Regions from separate parts of the Mus musculus genome. Here region 1 is linked to region 2. The links are chromatin contacts, found by POLR2A ChIA-PET in ENCODE. All regions are on one chromosome and are shown on one strand. Each heading gives the region's core, a stretch centred on a gene start or an enhancer-like site at or near the end of the contact. The rest is flanking DNA. Distances are from core to core; before and after follow the strand shown. Region 1 holds the start of 1700030K09Rik (RIKEN cDNA 1700030K09 gene). Region 2 holds the start of Med26 (mediator complex subunit 26).

What was found. ChIA-PET counts read pairs that join two places held with the same protein, here RNA polymerase II (POLR2A).
Region 1: POLR2A ChIA-PET joins it to region 2 with 13 read pairs in Patski. The contact joins the promoter of 1700030K09Rik here to the promoter of Med26 in region 2. POLR2A ChIA-PET finds 5 or more read pairs at or near these places in 2 of 5 experiments (Patski and embryonic stem cell).

Annotation. Positions count from the first base shown.
Region 1 is chr8:72,438,192-72,445,184 of GRCm38, reverse strand. It overlaps 1700030K09Rik (RIKEN cDNA 1700030K09 gene), which reads right to left and starts at 1,305. Exons shown (of 8, transcript NM_028170.2): 1 at 1,196-1,305; 2 at 1-435. The coding sequence starts at 434. It overlaps Calr3 (calreticulin 3), which reads left to right and starts at 1,407. Exons shown (of 9, transcript NM_028500.3): 1 at 1,407-1,592; 2 at 1,689-1,790; 3 at 6,550-6,753. The coding sequence starts at 1,502. It overlaps Gm46043 (a long non-coding RNA gene), which reads right to left. Exons shown (of 3, transcript XR_001778581.2): 3 at 5,045-6,704.
Region 2 is chr8:72,544,976-72,551,474 of GRCm38, reverse strand. It overlaps Med26 (mediator complex subunit 26), which reads left to right and starts at 3,165. Exons shown (of 3, transcript NM_027485.4): 1 at 3,165-3,580. The coding sequence starts at 3,509.

The DNA of each region.
Region 1 (6,993 bases), core at 56-2,555, 100 kb after region 2:
TTCTGGAAAGTTCTGTGTGGGTACTGGGAAGAAACAGAAGCTGCACCTGTCCTCTTAGGAAGACTCTGCTCGATGGATGTGGAGTCAGACTCCACATCAGACCAAGCCATGGGCACCTGCTTCCGATTCAGGATCTTGGTTTCAATCTGGGCCAGTTTCCTAAGGGCCTCACTGGCTCTGGTCTTGGAGGAGATGGTGGGAGGCCTCAAGCCCAGACTCACCCCCCTCCCTGCCATGGCCTCCTCTTTGGGCATCAAATATTTCTCGTCCATCGTTTGGTTTCTCTTTAAGATTCTGCTCTGCCCAGGTGTCACTTGGCCAAGACTTCGGGCTTGTAAGTTTCTGATCTCTTCCATCCTCGAGCTATCTAAGAACATATCCCTTAAGTCAAAACCACTACGTGGAGGGCCAAAGGGTCTTCTTGTGGAAGCCATTCTAGGAAAATAAAGATTGTGTTTTCAGCCTTTAAAAGTACTTCACTGTATAAGTATACTTTTTGTTTTGTTTTTATTTTTTTCAAGATAAGGTTTCCCTGTATAGCTCTGGTTTTCCTGGGAGCTCCTTAGATCAGGCCTGCCTCCCAAGTGCTGTGATCAAAGGTGTATGCCACCACCACCCAGATAAAAGTATTTCTTTTAATAAGCTGTAGGGCGTGTGGGACAGGCATAAGAACTGGTAAGGTTGAGTGAGCTCAAAACCAAAGAATCGGGGCTGGTGAGATGGCTCAGTGGTTAAGAGCGCCGACTGCTCTTCTGAAGGTCCCGAGTTCAAATCCCAGCAACCACATGGTGGCTCACAACCATCCATAACGAAATCTGATGCCCTCTTCTGGAGTGTCTGAAAGACAGCTACAGTGTACTTACATATAATAAATAAATAAATCTAAAAAAAAAAAAAAAAAAAAAAAACCAAAGAATCTCAGAGAGATTTGAGGACAGGCGTCCAGATTCGTACCTATATCTGTACCTGCTCTGGAACCTGTAACCAGGATACACAACTGAGAGGACCCATATCACACAGCACCTGGAGTTCTTCTCCATGCTAATAACACTGCCTATACTCAGTTTCCTCGCTATTGTTTGCAAGCCCTAAGGGATCATGCCCCATCGCTCTCCAGATGAGGAACCTCTGGTGTGGGTATGCCGCCCGTTTTCCTGAAGCCCCTTGCCAACCCACTTGATCACTGTGAGGTCACCTGAGTAGCTGCGTTGGCTTCTTCCCGCTAGGCTTCAGCCTCAAAGTATAGGCCCCAGTGTGCGGTTGCCTCAGGAGACAGCGCCAGAGCAACTAGAGACTACATTTCCCGTCGGCCACCGCGCTCCACCCACCAATGAGCAACTCAGGTCACAATCCCGGGCGTCACGGGACCAGTAATTTCAGCGCACCCATTAGCGTCCCCAGGTCATAATCCCAAGGCATGCCGGGAGTTGTAGTTTCTGAGTTGCGCCCGTCAAGCGGTACGGACGCCTGAGAGCAGAGAGTTGAAGTCGCACGTGCAGCTATGGTCTCGGCTCGTGCATTGCTCTGGGCCATCTGTGTGCTGCGCGTGGCACTAGCCACTGTGTACTTCCAGGAGGAGTTTCTAGACGGAGGTGAAGGCGATTGCCGTGGTGGCTGGTGGCCTGTGTCCACCATCTATGATATGGACCCGTGCGCTTTGCACCACTAACCCTCCTGTCTCCCCACAGAGCGCTGGAGGAACCGCTGGGTGCAGTCCACCAATGACTCCCAGTTTGGGCACTTCAGAGTCTCATCGGGGAAGTTCTATGGGCATAAAGAGAAAGACAAAGGTTAGTGTAGAATCGGGAGCAAATAGAGTAGAGTTAGAAACCTCATGGCACCCTGACAACGCACCCACCGTTCAAGCCAGGACACTGAGGCACATGCAGGCTCTGCAATACCCTGTTTGGGTTTACATTCCTTTACGATTGACCAGAGTAGCCGGGCGGTGGTGGCGTACGCCTTTAATCCCAGCACTCAGGAGGCAGAAGCAGGTGGATTTCTGAGTTCGAAGCCAGCCTGGTCTACAGAGTGAGTTACAGGACAGCCAGGGCTACACAGAAACCCTGTCTTGGAAAAAGAAAAAAAAAAAAAAATTGACCGAAGTGTGTTTTGGTTTAGTCTTTGAGCAGTCTCATGTAGCCCTAGATGGCTCTAACTCTCAGCCTCCCAAGTGCTGGTTACTTTTTCCACATCTATGTATGTTGGAGGCAGTATGCACCTTGAGTGTGGATTGGAATGACAGTGGAGGTGCTCAGAAAGTGCTGGAATGACAACTGGAGTCAACAGGAATGACTGTGTTGGCATTTTTCAGTAGTTGCCCAAGATCATCTCACTTCATGAAAATTGGAACCATGCTGTAGCACAACCTAGAATCCTAGCACTCCAGGGTCTTCATGAGGCAGGAAAATCACAAGTTCAAGACCAGCCTAGCTATAGAGTGAGCTCTGGCCCACCCTAAGATACAGCCAGGTCTTGGCACAAAACAAAAAGAGGGGAAATCAAAATGAAAAGTGGGGCCAGCTAGATTGGCCTGTGGCCAAGCTTGGTAACCTGAGTTTGATCCCCAGAACCTACAGGGTGGAAGGAGAGAACCTATGCCCACAAGTTGTTCTCTAACCTTGGCACATGCCCCAACCCCACAAAATGAACGAATAAATAAATAATTAAATTGTATTTTCTTTAGGTTTTTAGTTTTGTTTGTTTTGAGCCAGGGTCTCTATGTATCTCTGAATGTCTAGAAACTCTTAAATCCACCTGCCCCTTCCTCTGCCTCTTGAATGCTGGGATTAAAAGCATACACCAACAAAACTGGCTAATAAATATGTATGTCTAACATCTATGAAGTCCTGAATCCCAGCTCCAGTACAGCCTAAACGGGTTGTAGTGCACACTCGAGAAGTGGCAAGAGAATTTAAAAGGCTGAAGTCATTTTTTACCTATATTGCAAGTTCAAGGTCAATGCAGGATACTTGAGAATTTGTCTGGAAGAAAAAAAAAAAGAGTTCGTTTATCTGAGACGGGTTCTCTTTATGAAGTCCAGGTTGGCCTTGAACTCCAGGTCCTCCTGCCCCAGTCAGCCACATACTTGGTTGGTTCACAGCTGTACTGGCTGGTTTTGTGTGTCAACTTGAAACAAGCTGGAGTTATCACAGAGAAAGGAGCTTCAGGTGAGAAAATGCCTCCATGAAATCCAGCTGTAAGGCATTTTCTCTATTAGTGATCAAGGGTGAAGGGCCCATTGTAGGTGGTGCCATCCCTGGGCTGGTAGTCTTGGTTCTGTAAGAAAACAAGCTGAGCAAGCCAGGGGAAGCAAGCCAGTAACATCCCTCCATGGCCTCTGCATCAGCTCCTGCTTCCTGACCTGCTTGAGTTCCAGTTCTGACATCCTTTAGTGATGAACAGCAGTGTGGAAGTATAAGTTGAATAAATCCTTTCCTTCCCAACTTGCATCTTGGTCATGATGTTTGTGCAGGAATAGAAACCCCAACTAAGACAAACTGATACCACCATTGTGGGTTGTTCCTATGACAACCTGACCATGTTTTGGGGAGGACTGTGGAAGGACTTTGGAACTTTGGGCTAGAAGAGCCATTGGGATGTTAAGAGCTCTTTGGGATGTTCTGTAGGAGCTTGGGAGATAATGTTGAGAACAGTGCAGAAGATGGAGGCCTGGCTTGTGAAATTTCAGAGGGAAAATTAAAGACTCTTATCAGGGTTGCTGCTATTTTGATTGTGAAAATTCTATGGTTTTGGTTAGCTGGGGCTGAAGAATCAGCCGTGATGAACAAGATACCAGAACTACTAAAGTGAAACTTTTGCATTACTGGGACTATTGATGCTGGTTAGCTGGAGCTAAGAAATTAGCAGTGATTATGAAGAGACCAGCATCACTGAGGTGGAATCTTCTAGGAAGTGTTTTCTGAGCGCACAGAGGCTATGTTCCAGAGATAGCTTCTTCTGTGGCTGGACTTGGTAATGTGAAAGAGTCACCCAGGTGGTACTGGTTTTGAAGGCATGAAGGGGTCATGAAGAGCAGCTGAGGCTTGGCACTGTGAGAGGCCAGGGAAGGCCATTGGTAAAGGTGCAGCCTCACTTGAAGTTGATAGCCCAGGACAGAAGGGGTCATGCAAAGTTGTTGAGGCTTGGCACAATGAAGAGAGCTTATGAGAGGCTATTGGTGAAGCCTAGTTGCAGTAAAAAATAGCAGTATTTTGGAGATGCCAGTACCATGAGATGACCACCAAGAACAGCAGCAGCAGTGGAATACAGGCAGCTGGAGCCTAGAAGATAAGGTGTGTGCTACAACAGGTAGAGCTGGAGAAGTGACCCAAGCACTTGGAGGAATCCAGAAGATCGTGAGTGAATCCCAGACATTGGACAGTTGGAGTCTGATTTTCCATTTGATTGTGACTGTGCCCTGATATTTTTCCCACTTGAAGGAAGAAAGTATTTTAGTGGAGCCCCAGACTTTGAATTGTAAAAAGACTGAATTTTAAAAGAGATTGGATATTTTAAAGGGATTGAAATTTTAATAATTTGCAAAGACTCTGGGACCCTCCTGTTTCTTCTTCCCAAATGCTTAGATGTGTGCCATCACCCCCACTTTATATGGTGCTGGCATTGGAACCCCAGGCCTCATGCACACTAGCTGAGCTTAAAACTGAGCTACACCCCCAGGGAGGTGATTGTGTAACCTAAAGTATGCCAGTGGTAGGACAGAGGGTGTGCTCCAGCAAGAGGTGATGCTGAGCATGTGTTAGGTCCTGTGTCCCATCTGTCCCCAATATAAAACACAAGAGCAATTCAAAAATGACAACTTGGGTAGTGTTGGCAAATGCCTTTAACCTCAGCACTTGGGAGGCAGAGGCAGAGAGGCAGGTGGATCTCTGAGTTCGAGGACAACCTGGTCTAGAGAAGGGAGTTCCAGGACAGCCAGGGCTGCCACAGACCACCCCAGTCAGGTATGGGGGTCCCTGGAATGAGGGTCTTGAAAGCTAGGTGGGTAAGGATTTGGCAGTGACAAACAGAAAAAAACACAGAGGCAGTTTGAATCGGAGTGTATTTTGCAGCTCTCAAGCAGGGGATTTTATACATTAAAAAACCAAACATTACATCTCTTAGAAACTATATCCAGTGAAACAATCACAGATACCAACAAAAATCATTTGGCACAGTAAAGCACAAAAATCATCCAAGCCTTACAACTCTGAGACTATTCAGTGAATCACAAACGGAACAGGTAACATCATTATTAATATAAGTCATCAAAATATAACAATTCTAAAAGGATGTATTCAGTGGGGCAGTTATCCAAGGCTAGTGGCATATTTCCAAGAACAAGTTAATCTTTATGGTCAATTCTCTTAATTGCTGAGCTAACTCTCCATCCCCATGGTCAAATTTAATTTAACATCTAGTGCCTGATATTTTATAAATCTTTAATGCATAAATTTAAACTATTTTAATTCTTTCTAATTAAGGTTTTCTTTGCCATATACCAAAACCTACCTCTGATGACACACATGTAGCCATATGAAATTTTATTGTTGGGAAAGTTTTTATCATCATAGTTTTATAAATGATTTAGAAAGTAAAGCATTTGTTTCCCTGGGGATAAGGTCATGTTAGTGACTCCATCTCTAGGGATGGTTTCTTACCCATTATTCTTTTTCTTTTTCTTTTTTTCTTTTTTTTCTTTTTTTTTTTTTTTTGGTGGGGGGGTTTCGAGACAGGGTTTCTCTGTGTAGCCCTGGCTGTCCTAGAACTCACCCTGTAGACCAGTCTGGCCTCGAACTCAGAAATCCGCCTGCCTCTGCCTCCCAAGTGCTAGGATTAAAGGCATGGGCCACCACAGCCCGCCAACCCATTATTCTTGCCTAAGATCTTGGCCTAGGCTACCGGGAACATGTAAATACGAAAAGGAATAAGAGAAAACAAAACAGATAGATTGCCATGAGAACTACTGCTCAATAATTTTTCTCCGGCAAAGAGTTCCACAACCAGTTCCAGGGGGCCTCCCCCTTTGTAGGTCAATCGCCTCAGTCTGTGGAATTTGTCACACAGATCCTACTGAAGGTGGTGTGGCACAGGGCTCACGGGTATACTATGCCTCAAACAAAATAAAAAAAACTAGTAAAATAGTCTTTTTTAAAATTAGCTCTCTGTGTGTGTGTGTGTGTCTGTGTGCATGTGCACATGTGTGCACACATCTGTCATCACATGCATGTAGAAATTAGAAGACAACTTCAGGAGCTGTCTCCCTCTTTCCATTATGTGGGTACTCAAGAATGTAATCAGGTGGTCAGGCGTGGCTGTAAGTGCCTCACCCACTGGGCCCTGGCAAAGCTTGCATTATATACACAAAGGTGTGTGAAGCAGAGATTCTTGCAAGCAACAAGTCTGTTAGTAGTGTGCATGTGGCACACTGTGTGACTTGTGCACAGTGGCTCAGTGCAAACAGCATCTCTGTTACTGGAGTTGGAGGTTCCTACAGGACATTGAGTGCAGTGTCATTCTGACTCACTCATGCATGCTTTCTGTTGAAAGGCCTGCAGACTACCCAAAACAGCCGATTCTATGCCATCTCTGCGAGCTTCAAGCCATTCAGCAACAAAGGGAAGACCCTGGTAATCCAGTACACGGTGAAGCATGAGCAGAAGATGGACTGTGGTGGTGGTTACATCAAGGTGTTTCCGTCTGACCTGGACCAGAAGAAGATGAACGGAAAATCTCAGTACTACATCATGTTTGGTAAGTTCAGAAAGGGAAGCCACGTGTTTCCAGCATTACACAGAGGCTCTGCTGAAAGGACTAACATAACAGCATTGAACCTAAGGTTTATAGCACTGTTTTGTTTTTGGTTTGGTTTGGTTTGCTTTGGTTTTTCGAGACAGGGTTTCTCTGTGTAGCCCTGGCTGTCCTGGAACTCACTCTGTAGACCAGCCTGGCCTTGAACTCAGAAATCCACCTGCTTCAGCCTCCCAAGTGCTG
Region 2 (6,499 bases), core at 1,916-4,415:
AAGATTAGAAGTTCAAGCCTAGCCTGGGATACAGAGGGAGACCCCGTCTCAAAAAAGGAAAAACCAGAGTGGCCAGATTGCTTAGCAGGTATAGCCACTAACCCAGCCAAGCCTAAGATGATCCCCAGGATGGTAGAAGAGAACTAACTCTTGGCAGTGGTCCTCTGTACAACACAAACAGTTATATATATATATATATATATACACACACACACACACACAAACAATCAAACTTAGGTAAATGAACAAGTAGAATAAAGTTGTGTGCATAGGACTCCACAATATTGTAGTCATGCACTCTGAAGGCAGAGGAAGGTGGATCTCTATGAGTTTGAGGTCGGCCTGGTCTATAAAATGAGTTTCAGGTCAGCCAGCCAGAACTACACAAAGAAACCCTTTTTTTTTTTAAATTAATTTATTTATTATATGTAAGTACACTGTAGCTGTCTTCAGACACTCCAGAAGAGGGAGTCAGATCTCATTACGAATGATTGTGAACCACCATGTGGTTGCTGGGATTTGAACTCTGGACCTTTGGAAGAGCAGTCAGGTGCTCTTACCCACTGAGCCATCTCACCAGCCCAAGAAACCCTTTCTTGAAAAAACAAAACAAGAAAATGGGTTGGAGAGATGGCTCAGCCATTATGAATGCTTGCTGCTCGTCCAGAGTTCAATTCCCCATACCTATATGATGACCTTGAACTCAAGAGATCCTCCTGTTTCTACCTCTTTGAGTGCTGAGATTAAAGGCTAGGCATAGAAAATGCAATCAGAAGCACCAGGTATGATGGTGGGTGGTACATGCCCTATAATTCTAGCGCTTGAGGAGGTGGAGGCAACATGAAGAGCTCAAGGCCAGGCCTGTGAGACAATGCAGCAGTTAAGAGCACTGTTCTCAAAGAAGGACCAGGATTCAATTCGCAGTATGTACTCACAACTCCATGTAATTCTAGTTCTAGGGATCTGACAACTACTTCTGGCCTCTGTAGACACCAGGCACATATAGGTGCATATATACTACAGGCAAAACATTAATATCAAATTTAGAGACAGGGTCTCTCTACATATGGCTGTCTATCCTGGAACTCACTATGTAAACTAGACTGGATTCACGGAGATCCTCCTGCCTCCCCTTGAGTACCACCATACCAGGCAAATAAAATAAAAAATAAAGAAAAGAAAAAGGTTCAAGGCCAGCCTAGGCTACATGTGGTCTCAAAACCTGGGGAGGAATCTAAAATAGCAAGGTCAGCAGGTACATTGAATGCTGTCCAAGATGTTTTCATGACTTGATCCATGCAAAACTAATTGCCTGCTTAATTTATAGCTTGTTTTGAAAAAAAAAAAAAAGGCATACTATACCACTGAATAAACAAGATAGCAGGTCTGCAGGGTAGGATGATGCACTTAATTCCAGCTCTTGGGCAGCAGAACTCAGGCGGATATCTGTGAGTTTGAGGCTAGCCTGGTCTCCACAGTGAGTTTCAAACTAGTCAGAATTGCATAGTGAGATCCAGGCCAGCCAGGGCTTTGTAGTGAGAGCCTGTATAAGGGGAGAAAAATAAAAATCAACTATTAGATAATAATAAAAGACAGAAGATTGGCATAAATGTAATGCACCAGGAGACACTGGAAGGAATAAAATGTTTGAGACCAGCTCAGGCTTCATAAACTCTGCCAAAAAACACCAAACTAAGAGCCAATGTTGATGGAGGACCTTGTTTATTTTGCTTATCTGGTGAGATTAAGTGTATCTTCAAAATGGGCTGCTTTCCAACTTGGAACCTGAGCTCCAAACACATGCCAGGAAGAGAGTGTATTTGAGAAGTATTTGTTCGTGTTCATTCTATTGGTGTAATGCAAAGCCTTCTGTCATGTGCAGAATCAAGAAACCAGCCATGATAAATTTATTTTCTGGGTGGGTGGGAGAAAAGGGCAGGGTCTTACTTACGTAGTCCTTGCTAATCTGGAACTCACTGTGCAGACCAAGCTGGCCTGGAACTCCAGTGAGCCTCCTGCCTCCCAAGCGTTGGAATTAAATGCCTGGTTCCTCACCTCCCCCAGTACCCCCCCCCCGAAGTATGACAAATTTAAAATTAACAGGTGTTGAGCAGCTCTCAGAAGTACATGTGGTTTTCATTACCTGTTTCCCTTCCGTTTCATGTCTGGATTTTTAAGGTTACAACACTACACGAAGTTATTTCTCCCGAGGCCACTTTCGTATAGTGCACTAAACTCGGAGCCCGCCCTCCATCTGTCCAGTTGTAGGGGTCACCGAAGGACGGAGGACCGCAGCCTTTATACTTGACTTCCTTCGTTTCTTGGTTTGACTTAAAACTCCAGGTGACCTTGGTGCTTCCCTTCCTCCCCCGTGAGGCGTTCCTGTTTTCCATCACCTGAGATGCAAAGGCGGGGTCGCTCCGTCCCCTCGGAACGCCAAGGGGAAGATGCTGGGCGACGGTTCCGCATCCTGCTGTTCAGACACAGGCTGGCCACCTCCAGCCCCCCCCGCCCCCCCCCCGCCTCTAGGAAGGCGACAAAAGCGGTGCTTCCTCTTGAGTTCCAGCCCCGCACGGATGCAGACCCGAGGTGTCAGCGTCGCGCAGGCCTTGCAGACTTGCGTCCTCTGCAGAGGTGGCAGCTCCCAGACGTGACCTTAGGTCCCCGCAGCACGCGGGTCACATGGGGACACGCACTGCCCTGCAGACCCGCGCCTGGGGCCTCTGCAGCGGAGAAGGCTGTGCGGAGCTCCTCCGAGCTCCTCGAGGCACGAGTCTAAACGCAGGGAACCGCTGCCTTCCTCAGATTACCTATGGCCGCTCCAATCCTCTGGTTTCTAAACGCAGGAGGCCCTCATCCGGGGGAGGGTCTTTCCATTCCGCAACCCCAAAGCAGTCAGAAGATAGAGTCGGTGTTCCAGGACTTGAAGGGTGCGCTTCCGTTAGGAAGCCCATCCCTCCAGTCCCGAGTGGGCGTGGCCTTCAGATAGCGTCCGTTGCCACGCCCAACTGCCTCCCAACGGCCCTCTGTGTCGGACCTCGGAACCAGGCGGCAGGACCTGCTAATTGCGCCTGCGCGCGCGTGCGCACAATCAATAGGAGGGGCTCACGAGCCGGACCCTCCCAAACCCGGCGTCTCCACCCGCCCCATCTCCCAACCTCCTCAGCGTGGCGCCGACGCTGCGTGCGGCGCGGGTTACCCAGAGTGCTCAGCGCGGGGGGCAGCTCACTGGAGTTTGGTTCTCGAGGCGGCGGCGGCGGTGGTGGCGGAGGCTCCTCCGTCGGCTCCTCCTCCTCGCTCGGCGGTGGCGGCGGTGGTCCGGGGCCTGAGCTCCGGTCCCCTCCGCTTCCCTCCGTCCTCGCCATCTCCCCGAGCGCCTTGACCTCCTCCGGCGCCGCGGGGAACATGCGGCTCCGTTCCCGGAGGCCGGCGAGTGACTGACCCGCGTTCCCCCTCCTCAGCCTGCCCGCCCGCCGGCCCGGCCGCTCCCCCCCGCTTCGCCCAGGCAATGACAGCGGCTCCGGCGTCTCCGCAGCAGATGAGGGACCGGCTGCTACAGGCCATCGACTCCCAGAGCAACGTAAGTGACTGCCTCGCGATCGGGGACCGAGGCCGCATGTGTCGAGACCCTCCCCCTCCGACGCGCCCCCGGCTAGGGGCTCTCTCCAGGCGGTGATCTGCCCGCCACAGCCACTGCCATCTCGGTCTCTCTTTCTCCTGGGTCCGGGGACCGCAGGCAAGGCGGATTGCCCGGCAGCTGAGGGTACCTGAGGCCGAGGCTTCACGCGGCCTGGACTGAGGGAGCGTTTGGAGCTTTGATCAGAGCTAGTTCTTCTCCGTTGTCCCAGCCCGACCGCCCTTGGTGGTCCCCACCGTGCCTCCTTGCCTCACCTCAACCCTGGGAACTGAGAACCCCCCGGGAAGGTCTCCCTGCCGGGGGCAAGGTGGGAAGCAACTAGTGTCTCCGCGATGACTAGAGTAGCCCGCGTCTCCGGAGTCTTGGCCTTTACTCCCCTTCGGTCTCCTGGCTGAACCTCCTTCTTGGCTAGGAGGGAACCCTAGGCCCGTTCTGCCCCCAGTCTGTCTACCTGTGATGCCTGGAGAGTCTCCTCTTTTTTCTGATAGTGGACAAACCTTTCCTGGGGTCTTTCTAGAAAAGACGACCCTGCAGAGAGTGGGATCCTTCCTGTCATCTTTCTTGGCCTAAATGCTCCATTGCGCATCTGACCAGAAGCTAAAGCATGGGATTTTGGTACTGAGTTACTGCCCGTCATAGTTGATTGTTCTCTTATTCCTACCTTCCGGTCCTCTTTCCATCTCTCTCTTGCCCCTCCTGAGGTGCTTTGGGCCCTAGCCTGTCAAGATTTAATTGTAAGGGGTTACTTTATGTCACACTTTCCTCTGCTAAGAGTCCTGTGAGCAGAGGGACATCTTTTTCTTCCTGTGTGAGCATAGACTAATTTCACCTGTTCTTGTATTTTTCCCAAAGGTTTGTTGGCAGTGTAGGGGGCGGGTATCCTTGTTGCTGTTAGGAGCAGGGCCATGGGAAGATGCACAGGCATTCAGATATGAGGTGTTTGCTGGGAGACCAGGAAGTGGCCTTTGAGATCACTTTTTAATATGCTCGGGATGGAAGAAAAATCATCTTGGGCTTGGACAGGTAACCGAGGTTTGAGTCTTTTGAGTTCCCTTGACTATGCTTGACCAGTTACTCTTAGCAATGTACAATGTACACTGTATTGTGGTGTGTTCAGAATAATTCACATTGTTTGTGTGGTCTTGGTAGAAATAGAGGTGCTCTAGTTTCTATGAGATCTGCTTGCTGGATCCAAAATTATTTTCTTCTTGGTCTTTAAGATCACCTTGATAGTAATTTAGTAAATACTGTAGACATTTTCTCGAGGTAGAATAGGGACAGGCTAGATAAAAATCTTCTAGAAAGCCTTTTTAAATTTTTTTCTTTTTTCTTTTTTTGGTTTAAGGTTTTGTTGGGTTTTTTGTTGTTGTTTTGTTTGCCAGTGATTGGTATTACTGACTGTAATCACATGATTGATATATTAGGATATTAAAAGGTAAAAACAAGAGATAGGAAAACATAGCCTTGATGGCTTTTGCATCTTTGCTGAAGCCATAGTGTACACAGTATAATTTTTTGATGTTGTTTTTCAAGAAGGATTCCTCTTCTATGTAGCTTTGACTATCCTTGAACTTGCTCTTTAGACTAGGTTGGCCTCAGAGATTCTCCTGCCTCTTCTTCCAGATTAAACGATTGCACCACCACTGCTCATCTCTTCCACAGTGGAAATTTTAACTCCTGTGTAACTCCTTTGCTTGAGATCTTATCAGAGATCCTGACTGCTTGTATGTGAGAGTGTTGGGACCAGCAAGCGCTTTGACAGGTAATCATGATGCTATAGATCAGGTGGGTCCAAGTGTTAGGTAAGGTCTGACTAGAAGACCCTTTGTGGGTAAAAGAAGGAAGGTAGACAGCCCAAATTTTAGGTTTTTGTTTTGTTTTTTTCTGAGACAGTCACTGGAAGTCACTATGTATGTAAACCAGTGTAGTCTCACAGAGAATCTGTCTGCTTCTACCTCCCAAATGCTGGAATTAAAGGTATATGCCACCATGCCTGGCCCAAACATTAGTTTCTTGAATTTTCCCTTGGTCATAAGTATTACTATGCTCTTTGGCCTGTGGGTAAGTTGCTTGGAGTGTATATCTCAAAGGGAGACCTTATTGTGGTGGATGGAGTTGAGAACTTGTCTCTGAGTGAGGAGGGAAGTGTTTCCCAAAATGCACTGTCAGTGACCACCCACAAAAACAACTAGGTATATGTGCCAGGGGCTGGCTTTGCAGAATCTCTTTGTAGAATCAGCCTGGAGCACTGTCCTCCATTTCTTGCTGTGGTATTGAAGGGTCCCTGGACATTTGCACTGTTTCCGTGATTGCTCAGGGCCCAGGTAAGAGCTGCATGTTTGTGCAGGGATCTGTGCTTTGCTCTGCCCAGTTATAAGCTCCACCACTTGCTAATTGACACATATTTAGGATGTTCATGGAAAAAATACAAAACGAGGACAGAGTTGAAGAGTGAACACTAAAATTAACCCTCTTCAGAGAGAAGTGACAGAGAATGGTGTCATGTAATGCTTACCTTTATGAGTGTGCAATTATGGCTAACAAATTTAGCTGTTGGCTTAAAAAAAAAATCAGTGCCAGGTAGCTGACCTAAAGTCCACAGCCTCTGACTGACCAGCTCCTTGACCAAGGAGGTCTCAGTAAGATAGCCATCCCTGCTCTAGCCTCAGCAGCAGCAAGCACTGACCTGCCAGGCCTGTACTTCAGAAAGTCCCCATCTCCCTTCCAAAAGGCAGCTAATAGACTTCCAGAACTGTGGAAGCTTCACTCACCTCAATGTGTGTTTGCTTAGGGTGTTGACAGTCTCTGACGTATACTGTACATCTGCTTGTAGTCGTATGAATAAAGGTGAAGGGTATGACT